4 separate regions of the Homo sapiens genome follow, and regions 2, 3 and 4 are each linked to region 1. The links are chromatin contacts, found by Hi-C or POLR2A ChIA-PET in ENCODE. All regions are on one chromosome and are shown on one strand. The core of a region is the stretch at or near the end of the contact, and the rest is flanking DNA. Distances in the headings are between cores, read along the strand shown.

Region 1 (5,818 bases), core at 1,207-3,706:
CATTCTCCTGCCTCAGCCTCCCGAGTAGCTGGGACTACAGGCACCCGCCACCACGTCCGCTAAATTTTTGTATTTTTAGTAGACACGGGGTTTCACCATGTTAGCCAGGATGGTCTCGATCTCCTGACCTTGTGATCCGCCCGCCTCGGCCTCCCAAAGTGCTGGGATTACAGGCGTGAGCCACCGCGCCCGGCCATTTTCTCAATTTCTTCTTAAAACACTTTACAAACATAGGTAGATTAAAGAGCAAGCAAAAGAGAGAACAGAATTTTGACACCTGTTAAGCAAAGGATTTCCCTGCTTTCTCCTGCCAATGCACAGGCTAAGCACATGACTTAATTTGTCAATCAGGTATCAATAGCTCAAAAGTCAAGTAAAATGACTAACAGGTTACATTACATATCACCACCACCCCACCCCCATTCCCTAGCAATATAGGCAGATTAAACCACAACTGAAGCAGAAAGTCAGAAGACCCAGCTACTTGGGAGGCTGAGGCAGGAGAATGGCGTGAACCCGGGAGGTGGAGCTTGCAGTGAGCCAAGATCGCACCACTGCACTCCAGCCTGGGCAACAGAGCGAGACTCCGTCTCAAAAAAAAAAAAAAAAAAAAAAAAAAAAAAAGTCTTTAACCGAAAATTTGACCTTTTTAAAACTTAGCCAAAAATACTTACCCAAGTTTTTTTCCAGAGTTTGCAACGTTCTGTTTTTCCTTCTACTTTTCTTCAGATAGCCTTTCTGCAGTGTTTCATCTTAACAAACCTGAAAAGTATGGCATTTTAACTAATTATACAAGGTATTCTGGCTTTACGAGCAGCATAACCATTTCTGATTATATGATTTCGTTACTTAATCATGCACAAACAGGACGAAACTCTTTTAGTCCAATATTACGTTTCCTTGTTTAAAGTTTCCAAACAACAAATACTCCTAAGTATAAAATAAAACTACAACTTCCAAACTGAAGCCTTCCAAAGACTCCAAAACCACTGTACTTAAGAGCATGAGTTTGGTAATCAAAGGTCCTAGAGATCAAATCCTATGTTTAAAACATAACTCAAAATGCACATTGAGAAAGTTTCTCTCAAACTGTTGGGTCCTTGCCGGCAAGAACAGTGCCATAATGTCCTTCCTGGCATACTTTTTATCAAATGAAAATCTTGCAAAATCACAGGGTGCTTGGGAGTTGGTATGGCATACTGACTAAGGGACTGCAAACGAGTCAGATTACCTGGTTTCAGTCACAGCTCTGACTTTGAACATGTTACTTTGTAGGTCTATTCTGTTCTTTCATCTAGAAAATGGGAATAGTAGACTTTACATTATAGGATTGTTTTGATGATTAAATGTGATAATATATGCACATAATTATATGTACCACTCAATAGTTACAAAGTATTCTGGTTATTCATCTATTTTTATACTTTGTATATTTAACTTGGAATAAAACAACTTCATTGCTATGCACAGGGTGAAAGCAGAAACCACTAAACCGGTTGAAACTTACAGGCGCTTAGACAGTTATAAAGCCCATGATTTCCTTAAAAAGGAAATTCACATGAACTTTTACCTTTAACAAACGTCAACACTAAGGCCAACAGGAAGGTAAAAAAAAAAAAAAAAAAAACGACAACAACTAATACTCTCCGGAAGAAAAATCAACTTCTCTTCACCTTCCTTTGACCAATAGGAAATTCTGCTGAAACGTAGTCTTCTAGAGTGCAGTGCAGCAAGCACCAATTCAGAATACAAAACACATCAATCCCAGAGAAGAAAGCGGGGGTTGTTCCAAGGCTTCCCCGCCCTCGGTCAACCGACCCTATATTAAGCAGCATGGGGTCTACTACAACCCAGTGCAGCTGGCAAGGCTGCAGTCCGAGCCTGCGGGTGCACGGTCCTTCCTGCCGAGTCCACACACCAGCAAGTGGAGCGCCTTACCATCACCCGCAGGAACTGCTCCTGTATCAAAGTCCCCAGCCATCCGACTGCCATGGCCCTTCCAGACTTTGCCACTGACCTCCAACCCTCGGTTTATAGGTGCCAGGGCTGTAGGTAAGGATGGCAAAGGAATATGAAGGAGTCGCCGCCGCAGGCAGCCACTACTAAGCCAAAGCTCTCAGACTCCGACCAGGTTGAGTTCCAGAGACACTGGAAAAAGGGGCTGACGACCTCAACCCCGTCTGGCCCGGCCCATCCCCTCACCTGGGCGAGTGCCGAGGCAGCCCGAAATCCCTCTGGCCTCTCTCCGGGGAACGCCGAGGGCCTTGGGCGGCGGCAGGGGCGGCGACGGCAGCAGCACCGAGCCGGATGCAGCCTGCGAAGCTCTGCCGGTGCCCACACCCTTTAGCCCCGCCGCCCGGGGCCGCCGCCCAGGTCCAGACCCTGGCCGCAGCCACCGACACCCAAGGGGGCGGAGGAGGAGGGGAGGGGTCCCAACCGAGGCCGGGCGGCACTGCGCCTGCGTCAGGCAGCAACGTCACACGCCAGCGTCGCCGGCGCCTCGAGGTGCGCCACTCAAGCCCTGCCCAGGAATCCGGCGGCGTCCCGCCCTGTTTCCTCCTCTCTGGGCTGCAGAAGGAGCCAGAACCCTGAATTTGAAAATCACTTTGCTACCCTAACAACCCAAAGGAAAAGTTAGTGCCTTCCTGATAGCAGGAGACAGATAAGCCCACTTAGGAGACGGAGGCTAACGAAAAAGGAGCATCGGATGGGTGTATGACGTGAAATGAGTCCTTAAGAAATAGAGATGCTGTTATGACATGATCAATAAGAGAGCTCGATTGTGTGAAGTGCTGCCACGCTGAATCTCTCAACTAAGTCTATTATTATGCTGATGATATTAATGAAAAGTAATTTGCTGCTCCTCTTTTTAAAGAGAAAGGCTCTTAATATTATTTAGCGGGTGAACCAAGGCAAACGACTTCTTGGAATTAGAGGAATGTCGCAGATATTTATTTGTCTGCGCTATATACTAGCAATAGTAAACAGTGTTTAGCAGGGCTTATTGACTAATCCTTCCAAAATCCTGTGAGGCTATTCTCATCCCCGTTTATCTCCATTTCACAAATTGAAAAACTAAGACACTGAGAGGTTAAATAACTTGCTAGAGAACCAGGGTTTGGACCCAAGAAATGTGGCTCCAAAGTATTACTGTATACTGCCTCTGAAGTTCCAAATGTCTAAATCTCTAGTTCTGACTTCTTTCCGGAGCTGAGGTACTTACTACAACCTTAATATTTCCACATGGCTGTTCCACTCTCACCTCAAAAGGAACAGATATGAAACCAAATTTAAGATAATGCCAGAAAACACACGAGGTACAACAATTAACTGTTATTGCATATAAGGAAATAGAGGCCCAGACAGAAGTGGTTTATGGAAGGACTGGATGAAAACCAAAAGGAGAAAAGCATGCACTGTCTTAGTTACTTCCTTCTGCTACCTGGACACTGGTACTGGCCTTATGTCAATTAACTCTTTAGAGTTTATTTCTGCCCCTCTACAAAGAAATTAATTTCAGTTGTCTTTTTCAACATCTGGAAGATTTCTAGTCAATCTTTGTTTTGTAATAAGGGAACCACCACAAGGATTCAAATTTGCTACAGCCAAACTTCGGATTTTGCCCAAGAAGGACATTGTGCAAGTACAAGTTCTCTGGACTAGAAATTACCTAGAGATGGTTCAAGTTCCCCAAATCAAAAACTAAACTGAAACTAAGTTGCACTGTAGCAGAGGGGAGAGGAGAGAAGGAAGTTCACTATGGCCTTTCTGTAACCGTGTGAGGGGACTGTGGGAATCTGGAAGTTTCTGCCTCTACTTCCTTTCCATCCCTGTGATCAAGAGTCACCCTGTAACTACAGCTATGCATTAGGCGACATTGTATAAATGAATTATTTATTTTAGAAGCCTCTATTCTAAAGGCCTTTAGTCTTGTGAAAATAATTATGCTCTTTGACATTTCATATGGCTCACTAAATTTGCATGGCAAGGCTTACTGCCTTCTCCAGTCTCCCACCTATTTTTCATTTTTCTCTAGCATGCCGTTAAAGTAAGGATGCCAAAGAAACTGTCTCCATTGAATCCAAGAAGAATTTCTCTAATGATGAAAGCCTTCAAGTGATTTTTTATATCTTACTTTTTATTTGAAATAATTATAAATTCACAGGAAGTTGCAAAGATAGTTCAGAGTGGTCTCATGTACTCTTCACCCAGTTTCCCCCATAGTTACATCTTGTATAATTATAGTACAGTAAGAAAACCAGGAATCTGACATTAGTACAATGTCTGTATGTAGCTCTATGTCATTTTATCGTGTGTAATTCCATGTGACTATCACTACAAACAATACAGACCTCTTTTATCACCACAAAGATCTCCCTTTTACTACCCCTTTATAGATGCACCCACCCCTCCTCCCCATATAACAACCCTAACTCTTGGCAACCAGTAATCTGTCTTCCATCTTTGTAATTTTATCATTTTGAGGATGTTATATAAATGAAAGTGTACAGTGTGTAACCTTTAGGAACAGGCTTTTTTCACTCTACATAATTCACTTGAACTGTATCCAAATTGTCATCTATATCAATAGTGTGATCTTTTGATTGCTGAGCAGTATTCCAATATATGGATGTTCCACAGTCTAATCATTCACCCATTGAGGAACATTTTGTTGTTTTCAGTTTGAGGCTATTACAAATAAAGCTACTATAAACAATAGTGTACAGGTTTGTTTGTGTGGTCTAGTGATTTTTTAAAAAGGAAAACAACACAGGAAATTTTGGCCACTAAAAAGCATTGTTTTTTAAACTTCTATTTTAAGTTCAAGGGTGCATGTGCAGGTTTGTCACATAGGTAAACTTGTGGTGTCATGGGGGTTTGTTGTACAGAACATTTCATCACCCAGGTATTAAGCCTAGTACTCAGTTAGTTTTCTTGATCCTCTCCCTCATCCACCTTCACCCTCCCATAGCCACCAGTGTGTGTTTTTCCCTTCTGTTTGTCCATGAGTTCTCTTCATTTAGTTCCCACTTATAAGTGAGAACATGTGGTGTTTGGTTTTCTGTTCCTGCGTTAGTTTGCTAAGGATAACGCCCTCCAGCTCTATCCATGTCCCTACAAAGGACATGATCTCATTCTTTTTATGGCTGTATAGTATTACATGGTATATATGTACCACATTTGCTTTATCCAGTCTATCATTAATGGGCGTTTAGGTAGATTCCATGTCTTTGCTATTGTGAATAATGCTGTAAATGAAGATACGTATGCATGTGTCTTTATAATAGAATGATTTATATTCCTTTGGGTATATACCCAGTAATGGGATTGCTGGGTCAAATGGCTTTTCTGTCTCTAGGTCTTTGAGGAATTGCCACACTGTCTTCCACGATAGTTGGACTAATTTACACTCCTACCAACAGTGTATACATGTTCCTTTTTCTCTGCAACCTCACCAGCACCTGTTTTTTTTTTTTTTTTGACATTTTAGTAATAGCCATTTTGAGTGATGTGATTTTGATTTGCATTTGTGGTTTTGTTTTGCATTTCTCCAGTGATCAATGATGTTGAGTTTTCTCATATCATTGTTGGCCGCATGTATTTCTTCTTTTGAGAAGGGTCTGTTCATGTCCTTTGCCCAATTTCTAATGGAGTTGTTTGTTTTTTTCTTGTAAGTTTAAGTTCTTTATAAATGCTGGATATTAGACCTTTGTCACATGCGTACTTTACAAAAATTTTCTCCCATTCTATAAGTTGTCTATTTACTCTGTTGATAGTCTCATTTGCTCTGCACAAGCTCTTTAGTTTAATTAGCTCC
Region 2 (5,818 bases), core at 990-3,489, 460 kb after region 1:
TTCTTTATACCACGCATCACACAGGACATATTAGATACTTGTTTATTGTTTGTTTCCTCCACCAGAATGTATGACCTATGAGGGCAAGGCCTTTGTTTCACTTGCCGTGTTTACCCCAGCACCTAGATCTGTGCCTGGTCCAGAGTAGGAGTTGAATAAACTGATATTACTGGAAGTGAAAGAAATGCTACCTGGAGTATTTCAAGACTCTGAGTCCAATAACTCATCGATTTTGTCAGTATTTAGCTGCAGGACATAGAGCAAGTCACTAACCCATGATGAGTCTCATGTCCCTGTAAAATCAATGATTGTTAAATACAGGATCTCTGAGGTCCTGTTTAACTCCATTAATGTGAGAGTAGAAAGTGAGAGAAGCAAACTGAGTTCAAGTGGATATGGGTGAGAAAAAAGAATGCTCTAGGCAAGACTACAGGTCCTGCTTTTGGTGCAGGGCAGAGAGAAAGTAGAAAAGCTGGAGCAACGGAGACAGATGCTCAGAAAAGGGCTGCCTTCAGATATATTAATACCTGTAAAGAAAACCCGGGGGAGGTGCTGACTTGGGGAGAGCCTGAGGCTGAGTAGACAGCTGGGCTGGTGGAGAGGAGGCTCCCAGAGGAAAGGCAACCCGCCAGTGGGGTGGGGGTGATGGGGTTGGCAAGCTCCACAAATTTTGCAATTTTGCCTCCTTTCCCAGAGAACAACCACTCTGTTGTGACTTTGTCAGGGCTGGAATAGGCATGTGGTTCACACGTGAAAGCGAATGAGAAGTTCTATACAAAGAACCACATTTGCTGTCCATTTAATTTATTCTTCCTCATTCTCAAAGAAGACTAGATCCTCATCTCTTACCCTTAACCTCCACGTTGAGAAGCACTTTGCCCTTCCCATTCTAGCATATGTCTAGAACACTGCATCTAGTGTCGCAAACTTGTCCTCTTGCCCCCTCTGCCCTGGCACCTTCCCTCCCCACACCAGTAAGTCTGAGAAGGTCCCTGTGTCTTCTACTTTTCCTTTTCCAGCATATGGAGACAAAAGTGATTATATCCCGGATGCTAATCCGCCATGTTGACCTTTAATAACCCCAGTCCCATGAATACCTCCTGATTCCTAGGATTTTTTTTTTAAACTGTCCTTAGCATAAGAACATGTCAACCTTGATGCTATTGCCCACATTGTAGGCTATGAAGCATACGGCATTCTCACCTGTTCCGGAGGGCTGCCTTTAATTGTCTTGCACAGAGCAGTATACTCTTTCCTTACGGTATATAAGGCCAGGGTCTGGGGAGTAACAGTGCAGAAATTTATCTGCTTGCCGCCGCCCAAGGCCACGCTTCTGTCTACCACATCCTCCAATAGCACCCCTATTACCTACAGACTGGATTTGTCTGTCTCGTTCTTTGGTTTCTTGACTCCTTCGCGTTTGGGGGCTGCTTTGCATATAAAGCCCTTTCACAGAACACAGCACCATGCTAGTACAATACGCTGTAGATTCTCCCTCCCTCCCCCTCTCTCTCATATACTCATATATTTTATGTTGAACCAATATGAGGCATTGCTCAAATTTAAGTCATATTAAAGTTCTAGGCTAGTTTTGAAAACAGAAACTGATTGGAAGCAGAGGTTTTCAAATAGCCCACATACGCTACTAGAAGGCTGTACATTTAAGAGAGGGCCATCTAGGAAGCAATAATAGGCATTAAAACAACAACAAAACAACAAAACAAAACAGAAACAAAAACAACTTGGGAAACGGCCCTCCTTTCACGTTTTTTCTATCCCATCGACAAAGGCGCGCTGTCCTTAGCTGCGATGATTTTGTCTCGCCTCCAAAAAGACGCCCACGCACTATGTTGAGCACCCAAGTGAGGCTACGGTTCCTGCGGTCACAGAGGGCAGGGAGGCTCAAGCACCTCCAAAACCCCGAGCCCTGGACAGCTCCCCAGGCCCTTCCCGCGGCGCGAGGACAAGAGGTCTCCGGGGCCCTCGGGGGAGCGGCGCCTCCTCCTGGTTCCAGCAGCTCTGCGGCCGCTCCCCACCCAGGCCCGCGAGACCAGCGGGACAGTCCGCGCCGCGGGAGACCAACTGGGACGAGCCGCGACCCACGCAGGCGCGCTGAGGCCGGGGCAGGGGCGGGCCCGGCTGGCGCGGCCGGCCTGCGGTTGGGGCCCTGGCGGGGGTGGGACGGGCCAAGCCGGGCAGGGCCGGGGTGGGGCCGCTGGCGTTTCCGTTGCTTGGATCAGTCTAGGTGCAGCTGCCGGATCCTTCAGCGTCTGCATCTCGGCGTCGCCCCGCGTACCGTCGCCCGGCTCTCCGCCGCTCTCCCGGGGTTTCGGGGCACTTGGGTCCCACAGTCTGGGTGAGTGGTCGCAGCCCGGGGAGGGGGCTCCTTCTGGAGAGGAGAGCGTGGTCGCGGGGCACTGGATTCGCGCGGACGCTCGGCCGAGAGCTGTCCCGGTAGCTGCGAGAGGGCGGGTCGGCCCCGTGGCGGGGCCCTCCGGGCTGTCTGAGCGCCGCCGGGTCCCCGCGGACCTGCGCTTGGGGAGGGCACGAGTTGCAAATGGCGCGCTAAGCCCGAGGTTTCTTCTCTTTTGCAGTCCTGCTTCACCTTCCCCTGACCTGAGTAGTCGCCATGGCACAGGTAAGGCCGTGCGCCCCCCACTGCGCTGGATTTACCCACAACTTTGTATGCTGCGACGAGGGACTTTTAGGATTTGTCTGAGAGCCAAAAAGTTTAGGAGGAAAGGGAACCTGCTTTGGGGACATCGCTTCCACTTTTCTTGTTCCCCCTTTGCTTCCCTGCCCCCGTTTCTGTGTCCCGGTTCTTCCCGCTGAGCGCCCTCCGGAACCAGCACCGACGCCGCCAAGCTGCCTTCGCGCGCAACAGCTGGTGACGTGGCCGGATTTGTGTGCGCTCCCTTTTCATGAGTGAATGTGTAAAAGTGGGCCTTCCCCAAAATCCAGAGAGTAGCTCAAATTAGAACCGGAGCAAGAACAGCTCATCGTGGTCATGTGAGGCGAACGCATTCCCCCCCCACCCCGCCCCCCGACTTCCTTTATTTTTTTTCCGCAAAGTTTTCTGTATTTTAATACTGTGATTGAGCATTGGCTTTTTCCAGTTGCTCAGCCCAGTTTTACTAAAACTGTAGGACGTAGGCTCTGATTTTTTTTTTAATCCAAAAGATTAAACACAAGCGCTGTTTTTCTTAAGCAATGAACTCGTGGAACGAGTTCTCAATTGAATTTGCCTTGGGACTGTTTCAGAAATTGATAATCTACTACAGGCTTTCTTTACTGTTTTTTTTTTTTCCTTTTTTTTTGAGACGGAGTCTCACTCTGTCGCCCAGGCTGGAGTCCAGTGACGTAGTGATCTCGCTCACTACAACCTCTGCCTCCCGGGTTCAAGCAATTCTCGTGTCTCAGCTTTCCAAGTAGCTGGGATTACAGGCGCCCCACCATGCCCAGCTAATTTTGTATTTTTAGTAGAGGCGGGGTTTCACCATGTTGGCCAGGCTGGTCTCAAACTCCTTGCCTCAAGTGATCCTCCCGCCTCGGCCTCAGGACTGTAATCCCACTGCGCCTGGTTTCTTTACTGTTATTAATGTTTATCAAAAATGTAGGAAAGAGAAGATAGTTTAAGGTCTTTAAATATTGACCATGTTATACAGTCTTTTGTGAATAAGATACCAGGGCTTAAAAACTCTAAAACTGATTTCACAGATCTTGTCAATCTAACCGGCTTGTCAGAGTCCAGATAGTTTTTTTTAAACAAGTGTTTTAACTGCTAAAACAATGCTGTCTCTTATTTATAGTTCACTTTTTATCAGATTGACTTATCAAAATTGAAAAAGGTTTCTTGGTCCTTTCCAAGTGAAAATGGGAGGATTAAGATTAGTTGATTACTTTATGAAACTTACACAGTGATCCCATTCTTACCTCCTCTTTTGCACTTAAATGTTACAGTAAACCAATTCTCATATTACTTCAAGTGGAAAGTTTGGTTTAAGTTCTTCTCCATAGAAAGGATACTTTTATGTGGAATTAACTTTCCTGAGTAATATTTTTCCTATCTTGATATGCTGGTGTGGTGATGTACATGAAGATTTAACAAGCATCGAATAATAATTCCCTCTATCTTTGCTCATTTAGCAGTTTCTTGAATCTCTTGTAAGTTCCCCAGTGATGTCTGAGGGTCCATCAATTCCTTTTCATTATGTAGACTGTTTACCCAAATAGTATAAGCGAACATATTTTCCAGTTGTGGACATTAATTTTAATAATTTCAAAGAATGATTAGTATCATAAAGGCCATGTGTATAGAAAACCTAGGAGAATGGTGGTTTGCATATAAAATTATGTACCTGAGCCCTATGACAATATAACACCAAGACTGTTTTCTATCAAAACTACAGTTTTTACTAATCATAAAAGTTACAAGTAATGTTTTAAAAAAGATACAGAGTGTTAAATTTTGTTCTAGTTTTGTTACTATTTTTGGAAATCATGAAAGTAAAACATTTTGTTAAAATATTTAGTATTGGCCAGGCATGGTGGCTCATGCCTGTAATCCTAGCACTTTGGGAGGCTGAGGCACGTGGATCACGAGGTCAGGAGTTCGAGACCAGCCTAACCAACATGGTGAGACCTCGTCTCTTCTAAAAATACAAAAATTAGCTGGGCATGGTGGTGCACAACTGTAATCCCAGCTACTCGGGAGGCTGAGGCAGGAGAATCACTTGAACCCGGGAGGCGGAGGTTGCAGTGAGCTGAGATCGCGCTGCTGCACTCCAGCCTGGGCAACAGTGAGACTACGTCTCAAAAAAAAAGTTTAGTATTAAAGTTGGGTGCGGCGTCTGAGCAGTAAGAATGTCATGAAGGCAAAACTAGGCTACGTAATTGTTCATTAGAAGCTTCATGAACATCAGAATTTTTTTGTTTATTTTTTATTTATTTTTTATTATATATATATTTTTATTATACTTTAAGTTCTAGGGTATGTGTGCACAACATGCAGGTTTGTTACATATGTATACATGGTGCCATGTTGGTGTGCTGCACCCATTAACTCAATATTTACATTAGCTGTATCTCCTAATGCTATCCCTCCCCCCTCCCCCCCGCCCACAATAGGCCCCGGTGTGGGTGTGTGATGTTCCCCTTTCTGTGTCCAAGTGTTCTCATGAACATCAGAATTATCTCTATGGTATATGTTTAAGTTACAAGGTTTGATCAGAAATATTTTCGGTTGGTTTAAAATTATTATAATAATTTAAAAAAGCCCTGTGCCGAGCAAGCAGGATAAATGTAAATAAATAAATTTGAGATGAAACTCCTTCCAGAGGAGCTGACTGGATATTGATTGCATCTTTTCATGCCATTCATTTTTTAAAGTCAAGTCTCTCTGGAGCTAATGTTCACTTTTGGGATCTTAGATCAGGGTTACCTGTTTACCCGTGGCCTGTGCTGCTCCTGGTGATTTCTCTTGGTTCCTTATCTGTTTAACTCTTAAGTTCATTTTGGCTGCTGAGAAAGAACTAGATCAAAAACTACTTGGCTGCTTTGCAAGCCACTGAGCAATTCATTGGCATTCAGCAAACCCTGATTTCCTTATCTAATATCCAGTTCTCCTTGGAAGGCCTACATAGGTGATCAGGCTAGTTACAGGCAGGCAGTCCGGCTTTCTTCTTTTAATGACTTAGAAGTTCAAAATGGTAAAAATATAACAGTGCTTTTACAGCATAGATTCATTCCTGAAATACATTTTATTCATATAACCTTCATACTATTCTAAAATTTCACAAATGCATCTGTTTTTTAAAAA
Region 3 (5,818 bases), core at 1,289-3,788, 350 kb after region 1:
AAATACCCTAATCAAGAATCAAATTCTGGCCAGGCACAGTAGCTCACGCCTGTAATCCCAGCACTTTGGGAGGCCAAGGCAGGTGAATCACTTGAGGTCTGGAGTTCAAGACTAGCCTGCTGGTGAAACCCCATCTCTACTAAAAATACAAAAATTAGCCGGGCGTGGTGGCAGGCGCCGGTAGTTCCAGCTGCTCGGAAAGCTGAGTGGGAGAATCGCTTGAACAGGGGAGGCAGAGGTTGCAGTGAGCTGAGATTGCACCACTGCACTCCAGCCTGGGCAACAGAGTGAGACTCTATCTCAAAAAAATAAAACAAAATAAAATAAAATAAAATTCTAATATCCTAATGCAGCACAATTTATTGGGACTAAGATTTTCAAAGTTATCCCTGCCACTGACATGGTGTGGCCCTGTGTAAATCGATAAACCTATCCAAATGAAGGATTTCATCTGTTCTTGAGTTCTGCATGAAAAAGGAAAACTACCTGCTTCTATGAACTCATGTAGAAAATGAGAGATTATATGAAAAAGCCACAAGTTCTTTGAATAAAATATTTTTACACAAAAATCTAAGTTGCTATTTTCACCCTTTTAAGATAAAGGGTGAAAACCTTTTAGAAACCTTTAAGAAAAAGGGTGTCCTCTGAAGGGACACCCTTTTTGTCCCTTCAGAGAGAGAGAGGTAGCACAAAGTTCTAAGGGTATCACTCAAGAACATCTGAAGTGAAGCAAACCAGTACAATACTGAGTTAACTAAAGTTCTGAGAATAAAAGGATAGATACCGGGATCCATGATCAACAGTATTCATCCTAAGATTAAGAATTATGGGCATATTCCCCACCTTTTCACCAGCAACAACACAGAGAGACTCAGTGTCTATACACTTCGAATTTCTTAGACATCTTTCCATGAGTCGATTCAACTTCACCAAGAGATCTGACTGCCTATAAGGAGAAAATAGGAATGGGCTAATGTCATGAAATATAACACCAGGTATTAAAACAAAAGCTCACTGCTGTTAGGTTCTCCTATGACTAAAGCAACTTAAGAAAAAGATTTAAATACCTGCCAGGTTCGAAAGCTGGAGCGGCCATCTGAGAGAGTTCAAGGTTAAAAAAAAGAATACCTTCTGTTGCCCGATTGAGTTTTGGAGACACAAGTTCACAGGAAACCTGTCCAAGAACTCTGCAAAGATAAAGTTACAAAGTATTAACCAAATAGACTCTCCTTCCAAAACAAAAAACTGAAACAGATAACAAGTTTCAATCTTAATGTGAGTAATATCATACTCAGCCAAATAAATCATAGGAGATAAAAATTATATGTAAAGTATAATATACACAGAAATAAAACATAAATTGGTACAACTAAAAACACGACAGAAAAAACACCTCTCTTCTTATTACAATGTTTACTATTCCACAGATTGTTTTAAAAATCAGTGACCTTTACCTCTAAAGCAAGTATTTATTGATACAAGATGGCATGAAAACCTGAGATTTCTTAAAGGTTTTCACATGGCATAGTTCACCACCATTATGTGACCAAATAGCCTCACAACTTTCAAATGAATATCTGAAAACCTAATTTTCATGTCACTCAGGAAAAAGAAAGCAGGATGTACACTTAATGACAAGATGCTCAAGATCTCTATATTAGTGTGAGAAACAAATTCCATATGATCACTACTAGTTGTCTATACGATTTATAGAAGTCAGAAAAGAACTATGTGATACGTGACAGAAAATACGTTTATGATTAAAAAGTTCAAGTGTGACCACAAAAGCAAAAAATCTCGCATAAAAAAATACTTATTTTTGTCAGCTAAACAAAGAATACTGTCCAGACTTCTTAGCTGCTTTATAAACAACCAAGTCAATAAGGTCTTTTTTCAAACTTCTCCCTTCCGAATGTGTATCTCATTTAAATCCTGTTACCTTGTTTTTCCAAGTTCCACAATGCAGCATCCGTAATCTGTTCCAAATGAGATCCTGATGTTCCTATAATCATAGGTTTGTCTGCCATCCAGCCGCTGTAAGCACAAATTCATTCATTAATTTATTCCTTCAACAAGTATTTCTTAAGCAACTACTTTTTGTCTGGCCCTGGGCTAAGCACTTGGGGGAAAGTGGAATCCTAACCAGCCCGCCCATACAGGAAAGTGGAAACTACAGCATGGACAACTGCTGCGGTGACTGGAGCCTTGAAAAGAACCTGTCGAAAAAAAATAAATAAAGCCTGAGGGATGGGGTGAACGTGCCGGTCGTTCCCCTAGTAGCTCCCCGGGCCCAGGCGGGCCAGGTATCAGTCCACACCTTGAGACCCGAGCGCCCACGCAGCGCGCAATTCTGCGGGCACCAAACCATACCTTCTTCTCTTCGATGGCACGGAGTAGGAAGCGGCGTTCGCAGTTTGAGAGTGGCGTTTCCTTCATGGTGTTGGGTCACCGGCCCCACAGGCACCAGAATCCGCGGGAAAAACGGAACCCGATCTTTCCTTGCGCGCCGCTGCTCGCCCCGAGGCGCAGGAAAATTACGTCATCAAGGCGCGGCGGCGGAAAAATGGGAAATGGCTTGGGCTGCAGCTACTGCGCAGACTCAAAGCGTGATTGGGGAAGGCCAGCGAGCTGCGAGAAGCCATTGCGGCTTTGGGAGGCCGTTTCTGAACGTGAAGTTCCGTTTCTTTTCTCATAAAGTGCAGAGGAGAAAAGGATACTTAAAATAACCATGAGAGTGATAGAAATTATTATCAGTAGACCGCTCGCACACTTCACCCTTTGCTCAGTCCTCTCACGGGGTGGAGACTAGACATGTACTTCTGCAATTTCACAGATGAGTTGACATTGGTCCCTGGAAAGCCGCAGATGCAGGATTTGGAGCAGATTAAATGAACAAACACTGGAATGAGGCGGCATAAGGGTTGGGGGAGAAAGATAAATTGGTGAAATGGGATGTTTTTGTGGCCAAAGGTGAAATCTTGTGGGATCTGAGAAGTTGATGAGAATGGAGAATGTTCGCACGTAGTAACTAACGATGTTACTACTACTGTGGACTGAAAGTAAATGCACCGTTTATTTCTTATCCCCTCTCCAGTTATTTTAAGTCGATAGACTTTTTTTTACGGTCACAGAGAAGCCTTAGCGGGGCCATGCTGCCAACCACTCAGCTTTTTTGGAGAGGCAGTATCAAATAGTAGTTTTAAAAAGTGTTCACTGCCAGGGTTCAAATTTTAAGGCTATCATTAACTACTATAACCCTGGGCAAGTTAACCTGTGTGCTTCACATTACTCACCGGCAAAAAAAAAACAAAAACAAAAACAAAGCAGGGGAAGTGAGAAACCTATTTATTCTGAGGAATAAAAATGAGTTAATATATACATAAAATGTTTAGAACAGTGCCTGGCATGGAATAAGCACTATTTAAGTGTTTGCATATTATTATTTTGTTTCCTTTTGCTTTAGAGGTGGTAGGCACTGTAACTCCTACGCAGTCTTTCTCTGGCTTCTTTGGTAGCTTCTCACAAGTTTTTTCTACCAGTGATACATTTTAGTCTCACTTTGTACCACTTGCAATCCATGTACTCAATAAATACTTGAAGAGGGCCTACTCTGTCCAAGAATAATTTAAGTGCTGGAGAAACAGGGTAGACAAGATCCTTTCAAGGAATTTATATTCTTTTTGGAAAAGGCAAAAAACCCTAAACAAATAGAACAATTTCATACAGTGTTAAGTGCTCTCTGAGAATAGGAATGCTATCTTAATAGGGGTAGTTGCAGGAACAGGTGACTTTGTAGCGGTGACATTAAAGTAAAGTAAATCTTTGGTGTTGAGCAGGAGCACCCTTGATGCCATCTGGAGAGGAAAAGTGTTTCAAGCAGAAAGAGTAACATATGCAAAAACTGAGATGAGATGAGCTCCACATGGTCTGGAGAGAGAAATTGTGAAGAAGGAGGAAAGTGGACAGAAATGATTAATTTTCAAAATCGGCAAGGGGATTACAGGGTACTAACCACTTAAGTTCTTTAGCAACATGAATTCATTTTTATAGTACAGTTTCATACCAGAACTCCTGGTTGATAAGTTCTTCATTTAAATCCTTGAGTTCTTTCAGTGGCCATTTGGTAATTTTTCCCTTCAGCGATGAAATAGACCTTTGTTGAAATAGCCTGTTATTTACTGCAAGGCAGCTTGGTAATGGAAAGAGAATGGACTTTGGCTTCAGATAAAGTTCAGCTCAAATGAACTTGGAGTGAGCTAAATATTCTTTCTGATTTGGGGGTTCTGTATCTTCAGATTGGAAATAACAATTATTCTGTGTTAAGTGGTCTGAATGAAAGCATCTGATGAAACATTTTGGACATGATAGCTATTCAAATGTTAGTTTCCTCCTTTCTTGTTGGGTTGGCAAAGGCTTCCCATGAAACTGCCCAAACTCAGCATGACAGATTGCTTTTCTGAAACTGCTGCTTGATTACTTTGCTTTCCTTCCACTTTTGTTGAATTTCCACTGTTCTTTTCTACTTTCACTTTTATATTCTAATTTAAACACTCTTGCTTTTGTCTTTTTATTTTCGAGTTAATCCAAAGGTGTATGACCCATCTCCACTTACATCTACATACCATCCTAAAATATATGTACTTTACAACCTTGTGTTTATAAGAAATTTTTGAATGCCAAAGGAAAATTTGTTTCATGATTTCAGGGAAAAATAAGTTTGGAAGGTTAAGAAGAGGTTCAGATAATGTGTCAGGTAATGTGATACATTCTATTATTTTTTTTTTCTTTTTTGAGAGAGTCTCACTCTGTCACCCAGGCTGGAGTGCAGTGGCATGATCTTGGCTCACTGCAACCTCCACCTCCCAGGTTAAAGTAATTCTCCTGCCTCAGCCTCCCAAGTAGCTGGGACTACAGGCATGCACCACAACGCCTGGCTAATTTTTGTATTTTTAGTAGAGATGGGGTTTCACCATGTTGGTCCGGCTGGTTTCAAACTCCTGATTTCAGGTGATTCGCCCACCTTGGCCTCCCAAAGTGCTGGGATTACAGGAGTGAGCCACCGCACCTGGCCTCACCTTCTGTTCTTAAAAGAAGAATCAGTTGGAATCAGCATATTAATCTGGATGATCTGTCTAAAAATAACCTAGTTCTCAACAAACTATTTGAGTGTGCATTCTCTTTATTGAACATCAGTTGCTTTGTCTGACCAGCAGCCTTCTATTTCTTGGAGAAATGCCCTTTCCTGACCCCATGCGATTCTAGTGAGCCAATACATTTGAGTTGGTCTTTGTAAAAGTGTGTCCGAAGGAATTCTAGTACATTTCTACTAGAGTATAAAGTCTATGTCTTCTTCACCTTTGTAGCACCCACTGAGACTGGTAGTGTACCTTGTGAATCAAAGGATGAATGGCCTACTTAGCACATCTGGTGAAAGAATTAATGGGTGGAGGCCAGGTGCGGTGGCTCACGCCTGTAATCCCAGCACTTTAGGAGGCCAAAGCAGCCAGATCACTTGAGGTCAGGAGTTTGAGACCAGCCTGGCCAACATGGTGAAACCCCCGTCTCCACTAAAAATACAAAAATTAGCTGGGCATGGTGGCACACACCTGTAATCGCAGCTACTCAGGAGGCTGAGGCTGGAGAATCGCTTGAACCCAAAAGATGGAGGTTGCAGTGAACTGAGATTGTACCACTGCACTCCAGCCTGAACAATAGAGCAAGAATCCATCTCAAAAATAAAAAAAGGCTGGGCACAGTGGCTCATGCCTGTAATCTCAGTACTTTGGGAGGTCAAGGTGGGCAGATCACTTGAGTTCAG
Region 4 (5,818 bases), core at 2,387-4,886, 280 kb after region 1:
TGTGAACTCTTTCCTGGAAAACCACAGTGGCTCATGTCTGTAATCCCAGAACTTTGGGAGGCTGAGGTGGGCGGACCACTCGAGCCCAGGAGTTCAATACCAGCCTGGGCAACATGGCAAAACTCCATCTCTACAAAAAAAAAAAAAAAGAAAGAAAGAAAAAGAAAAACCACAAGAATCAGGAAAGTAGCTGTATCTGAACTTATCTGTATTTCCCCAGGCAGAGCTCTATGCACATTAAGGAAGGACCGATGAAAGTGAGTCAAAGAATGTCAGCTCTTAAATCCTGGGTCACTATGGGTCAGTAGTAGTCTGTGGGGCCCCGAGGGGCAGGGGTGGTTCCTGAGGCCTTTTCACAGCTGTCTGCAATTTTGAAACTATTTTCATAACACTAAGTTGTGATTTGCCATTTCACTCTGCTGACATTTGCACTGATGGTACCGAAACAATGGTGGTTAATACTGCTAGTGCTTAAGCATAAATCAAAATAGTGGCTCCAAACTGTACTAGTAGACACCATATTCTATATAACATGCACTGATAGGAAACAAAAACCATTTCATATAAAAATGTTCTTAACGAAGCAGCAACATTGTTAATATTATCTTTTTTTCTTTTTTCTTTCTTCTGATTCAGCCCTCATTTATTACATCTTAACTCTTGAATATGTCTTTTTAAATGTTCTATGTGAGGACATAAGAAGTATGTATAAAATCCTTCTACTGAATACTGAAATACATTAGTTGTCTCAAGGAAAAGCACTTGTGGGATTGAGCTGCTAGCTGAACTTCCTGCTTTTTTCATGGGACACTTTTTATTTGAAGGAATTACTCACAAATTATGATTATTCAGACTTAGATATCTGGCATTTACTTTCTTGTGAATTCAAGAAGGGAACCTATCAGTTCAAGGAAAACAATCGACATTTCTTGCCAATGTGTAAATTTCAAACTTTCAAGCACAAATTTGAATTTTGGAAAATATGTATTCACCATCTAAGTTTGACAGATCTCCCATACTCGGGACTTTACTGATGAGATCCATGGTGATACTAACAGATGGAATTTTTTGATGTTGTGTAACAAAGTCACATTTCACATTGCAACTAACCTTTCAAAAAACTACTACTTGTTGAGTTTGGACCAAATTTTCTTCATATACATGAACAAAAACAACATATAACAATAGATTGAATGCAGTAGCAGATTTGAAGCTCCTCCTGTCTACTATTAAAATGGACAGAAAATAGATTTGCGCACAGTACCAGTTATTTTATTTTTTTATTTTGGAAAATATTTTTTTCATTAAGATATTTGTCATAGGTTTTTAAAAAACACTAATTGTTTTCAGTTCTAATGTCTAATATGGTAAAAATCAATAGGTAACTCATATAAACAAATGGTCTTTATACTTTCCAAAGCAATCTACAGATTCAGTGCAATTCCCATCAAAATATCATTACTACTTTTCACAGAACTAAAAAAAAAATTCTAAAATTCATATGGAACCAAAAGACAGCCTGAATAGCCAAAGCAATAATAAGCAAAAAGAACAAATCTGGAGGCATCACGTTACCACACTTCAAATTATACTGCAAGGCAAGTTACCAAAACAGCATGGTACAGGTAAAATAAATAAATAAATAAATAAAGACACATAGACCAATGGAACAGAATAGAGAACCCAGAAATAAAGCCAAGTACTTACAGTCAACTGATCTTCAACAAAGCATACAAAAACATAAATTGGGAAAAGGGCGCCCTATTCAATAAATGGTGCTGGGAAAACTAGTTTAGCCACAGGTAGAAGAATGAAACTGGATTCCCATCTCTCACCTTATACAAAAATCAACTCAAGATGAATCAAAGACTTAAATCTAAGACCTGAAACCACAAAAATTTTAGAAGATAACATTGGAAAAACTCTTTTGGACATTAGCCAAATGCAACAAAAACAAAAATAAATAAATGGGACCTAAATAAACTAAAAAGCTTCTGCACAGCAAAAGAAATAATCAGTAAACAGCCCATAGAGTAAAAGAAAATATTTTCAAACTGTGCATCTGATAAAGGACTTGTACCTAGAATCTACAAGGAACTCAAACAAATCAGCTAGAAAAAAACAATCCCATCAAAAAGTGGGCAAAGGACATTTTTCAAAAGAAGATATACAAATAGCCAACAAACATGAAAAGATGCTCAACATCACTAAATCACCAGGGAAATGCAAATTAAAACCACAGTGAGATACCACCTTACTCCTGCAATAATGGCCATGAGGCAGGCGGATCACGAGGTCAGGAGTTCGAGACCAGCCTGGCCAACATGGCAAAACCCTGTTTCTACTAAAAATACAAAAATCAGCCAGGCGTGGTGGCGGGCACCTGTAATCCCAGCTACTCGGGAGGCTGAGGCAGGAGAATCACTTGAACCCGGGAGCCGGAGGTTGCAGTGAGCCGAGATAGTGCCATTGCACTCCAGACTGGGGGACAAGAGCAAGACTCTGTCTCAAAAAAAAAAAAATAAACATAAAAAATAAAATTTAGAAAATATACGTTGGTGTCGATATGGTGAAAAGGGAACACTTTTGCACTGCTTGGGGGATGTAAATTAATACCACCACTATGGAAAACAGTATAAAGTTTCCTTAAATAAATAAATAAAGGTGGAGCTACCATTCAATCCAGCAATCCCACTACTGGGTATCTACCCAAAGGAAAAAGACACATATACACGCATGTTTATAGCAGCATAAGTCGCAATTGCAAAGATATGGGGCCAACCTAAGTGCCCATTGACTAACGAGTGGATAAAGAAAATGTAGTATATATACACCATTGAATACTACTCAGCCATAAAAAGGAACGAAATAATATCTTTTGGCAGCAACTTGGATGGAACTGGAGGCCATTATTCTAAGTGAAGTAACTTAGGAATAGAAAACCAAATACTGCATGTTCAGTTATGAGGATGCAAAGACATACAGAGCGATATAATGGATTCTGGGAACTCCAGGTAGGGAGGAGATTGGGAGCGGGGTGAGGGATAAAATACTACATATTGGGTACAGTGTACACTGGTGGGTGACGGGTACACTAAAATCTCGGAATTCGCCACTCAAGAGCTCATCCATGTAACCAAAACCCGCCTGTACACCCAAAACTATTGAAATAAAAAAAACATTAAAAATGAGAGAAAACCCACAAAAAGCAAATGGTCTTTGTGCTCCTCAACGGTTTTTAAGAGTCTTGTAAATAAGTCCTAAGGCCAAAAGTCTAAGAACCGCTGCTGTAAGCTAGCACCTATAACGGTGGAACCTAATTCTTTGTAGGACCCTTTCCAATGTCAGAGTGAAATCGGTCAGAATCTAGCAGGCTTATCTAGTTTTTTCTACAGCGATAAGGAAAGAAGTCCAGTATTAGCCCTGGGCCGCGGTGAGGGTGGAGCCAAGACTGCGTCTGGGGTCTCTGTGGAAACCGCCCTGTATGGGTCTCCCGGACCTCGCCTCTTTTGTTCCTCTCCGCCTCTGATTGGAACACGCTGTCAGTGGGCGGTGCTTCGGGAAAGGGGCGGGCCTTCATCTTCTTCCAGGAGCCCCTCGCAGCAGCGTACTGACGTCACGCAGGACGCCACTGCCCTGTCGCCCCGCCTGTGCAGCCCAGGACCTAGGCGCGGTAGCTGGGGCTGGCTTTTGAGGGGCGCGGGCAGCCTTCTGACTGGGTCGGAGGCCTGCGGGCCCGAAGCCTCTGTCCCTCCTGTTCTTGTCCGGCGCTGCTTAGCCCCTCCGCGTAGTCATCATGGATCTGATTTTAAACCGAATGGATTATCTGCAGGTAAACCCAAGGGATAGGGCGGGCGCCGCGCTGGGCAAGCCCAGCACCCGGAGAGGATTCCTTCCTTCCACTGACGAAAGTCTCGGTCGCCAGGAGCTGGTGCGGAGGCGAAGGAGCCGGGCTGGGTGCCGACCTCTCAGCACCCCGCCTTTGGGCAGCTCCCTTTCGTCTGTGACGGTCCGAGGGGACCGGGGAAAAGCGGCACAAGCCCCCACGGTACTGGCTTCTGCCGGGTCCTGAGGATGCTCTGAAAATGTGACACTGTCTCATCCCGGATTCCCCCCAGGGCCCTTCTCCTCCTCCCTAGCCGTGGCTGCCTGAGGGCCTCTAATCCTCAATCTCCATCTCTACCCGGACCCTTTTGCGGAGCACCAGGCACTTGTTTCTTACTGTGAGCTGTACCGCACCAGGCAGATCATGGTAAAAGCAATGAAAACCGGGCCGGGGGCAGTGGCTCACGCCTGTTATCCCAGCACTTTGGGAGGCCGAGGCGGGCGGATCACCTAAGGTCAGCAGTTCGAGACCAGCCTAGCCTACATGGTTAAACCTCTTCTCTACAAAAAGTACAAAAATTAGCCCGGTGTGGTGGCGGGCGCCTGTAATCCCAGGTACTCGGGAGGTTAAGGCAGGAGAATCGCTTGAACTCGGGAGGCGGAGGCTGCAGTGAGCTGACATCATGCCACTGCACTCCAGCTGGGGCGACAGAGCGAGACTGTCTCGAAAGGGGGAAAAAAAGCAATGACAACAGTTTAATGTGCATCTAGCTTATTCTAAGAATTTAGCATACCTACCAACATATTTAATCCTCATAAGAATTTGCAAAGTAGACAATATTATAAATGAGGATCTAAGGGGTTAGAGAAGGCAAGTAATTTGCTTAATAGCTAAAAATTAGGGAGTGGCTATTTGAATCAAAGTCTCGGACTCCAGAACTGGTGTATTTTTGTTACACTACACTGCCTTTCAGAATTTCTTTCAGACCTAAAATTCTCTCTACCCCAATTCCTCATCATATTTTTAGGCCACCTCATTTTAGTTAATGGTACAAATGTTTGCCCAGTCAATTTTCTAGGGGTTTATGCTATGTACTTCCATATCCAACTGGTCACCACATCTTACTGCTTTTAACTCCCAAATATCTCTTGAATCTGTCCCATATCTTCCATCTCTATTACCCTCATTTGGGTTCTCATCTTCTCTTGCTTGAATAATTGAAATAACCTCCAAATTGGGCTCCTGAACTCCAGCTTCATCTCCCTCCAAGCCATCCTTCACATCACTTGCTAGATTGATGTTTCAGAAATACAAATCTAAGCAGATGACTTTAATACAATTTTCTGGAATGCAGAATAAAGTCATTTATACTATATGAACGTTTTATCATGATGTGTTGTTTTCACCAATTCCTCTCCCATTGGTCCCATCCTCTTCTCCTAACTATACACCAGCAGTGACAGTTCCCTGCTGCTTTCATCCTCTGTATTTTTTTGTAAAATAATCTTCACCTGTTAGATTGGATGTTATGGCCATTATCATATTTGGTATTTTAGCATAAATCTTCTTTTTTTTTTTTTTTTTTTTTTTTTTTTTTTTGAAACAGGGTCTTGTTCTGTCACGCAGCCAGTCTGGAGTACAGTGGCATGATCATGACTCACCACAGCCTCAAATTCCTGGACTCAAGTTATCCTCCTGCCTCAGCCTTCCAAGTAGTTGGGCCTGCAGGCATGCACCACCATGCCTAGCTAATTTTTTATTTTTTGTAGAGACAGAGTCTCCCTGTGTTGCCTAGATGGTGTTGAACACCTGGGCTCAAGTGATCCTCCCACTTCAGCCTCCCAAAGTGCTGAGATTACAGGCATGAGCCACTGCATGTGGTCTTCCGTTGCATTTTTAATAACTATAATCTATTTTCAAAGTTCTTGAATCACTTTGCTGAACAACTGTATGCAGTTGGAAAAGAAGGCTTCTAGAGATATTTTTTAGTAA

Evidence for each region. A loop is a pair of places that touch in the nucleus more often than their neighbours do. ChIA-PET counts read pairs that join two places held with the same protein, here RNA polymerase II (POLR2A). Pooled maps may share reads with other maps.
Region 2: a loop to region 1 is called in a map of CD14-positive monocyte, with 9 times the contacts of the local background. The contact joins the promoter of ANXA5 here to the promoter of BLTP1 in region 1. A Hi-C loop is called at or near these places in 5 of 168 maps with a recorded cell type or tissue (B cell, CD14-positive monocyte, CD4-positive, alpha-beta T cell and 2 more), 16 of 37 single-sample maps with no recorded cell type and 31 of 50 pooled maps.
Region 3: a loop to region 1 is called in a map of B cell, with 12 times the contacts of the local background. The contact joins the promoter of EXOSC9 here to the promoter of BLTP1 in region 1. A Hi-C loop is called at or near these places in 7 of 168 maps with a recorded cell type or tissue (B cell, CD8-positive, alpha-beta T cell, Caco-2 and 3 more), 3 of 37 single-sample maps with no recorded cell type and 28 of 50 pooled maps. POLR2A ChIA-PET finds 5 or more read pairs at or near these places in 2 of 52 experiments (common myeloid progenitor, CD34-positive and naive thymus-derived CD4-positive, alpha-beta T cell).
Region 4: a loop to region 1 is called in a map of B cell, with 17 times the contacts of the local background. The contact joins the promoter of BBS7 here to the promoter of BLTP1 in region 1. A Hi-C loop is called at or near these places in 10 of 168 maps with a recorded cell type or tissue (B cell, CD4-positive, alpha-beta T cell, CD4-positive, alpha-beta memory T cell and 5 more), 14 of 37 single-sample maps with no recorded cell type and 28 of 50 pooled maps. POLR2A ChIA-PET finds 5 or more read pairs at or near these places in 3 of 52 experiments (CD4-positive, alpha-beta T cell, WTC11 and activated T-cell).

The regions. Positions count from the first base shown.
Region 1 is chr4:122,148,969-122,154,786 of GRCh38, reverse strand. It overlaps BLTP1 (bridge-like lipid transfer protein family member 1), which reads right to left and starts at 2,456. Exons shown (of 88, transcript NM_001384125.1): 1 at 2,203-2,456; 2 at 675-762. RefSeq lists silencers at 2,202-2,281, 2,352-2,541 and an enhancer at 2,364-3,165.
Region 2 is chr4:121,693,401-121,699,218 of GRCh38, reverse strand. It overlaps ANXA5 (annexin A5), which reads left to right and starts at 2,239. Exons shown (of 13, transcript NM_001154.4): 1 at 2,239-2,356; 2 at 2,595-2,638. The coding sequence starts at 2,630. RefSeq lists a silencer at 1,871-2,290.
Region 3 is chr4:121,798,043-121,803,860 of GRCh38, reverse strand. It overlaps EXOSC9 (exosome component 9), which reads right to left and starts at 2,538. Exons shown (of 12, transcript NM_005033.3): 1 at 2,371-2,538; 2 at 1,940-2,034; 3 at 1,068-1,187; 4 at 844-946. The coding sequence starts at 2,436. RefSeq lists enhancers at 2,468-2,737, 2,546-3,349.
Region 4 is chr4:121,868,292-121,874,109 of GRCh38, reverse strand. BBS7 (Bardet-Biedl syndrome 7) reads left to right here and starts at 3,636. Exons shown (of 19, transcript NM_176824.3): 1 at 3,636-3,832. The coding sequence starts at 3,797. BBS7-DT (BBS7 divergent transcript) reads right to left here and starts at 3,459. Exons shown (of 1, transcript NR_186650.1): 1 at 1,264-3,459. RefSeq lists an enhancer at 3,706-3,935.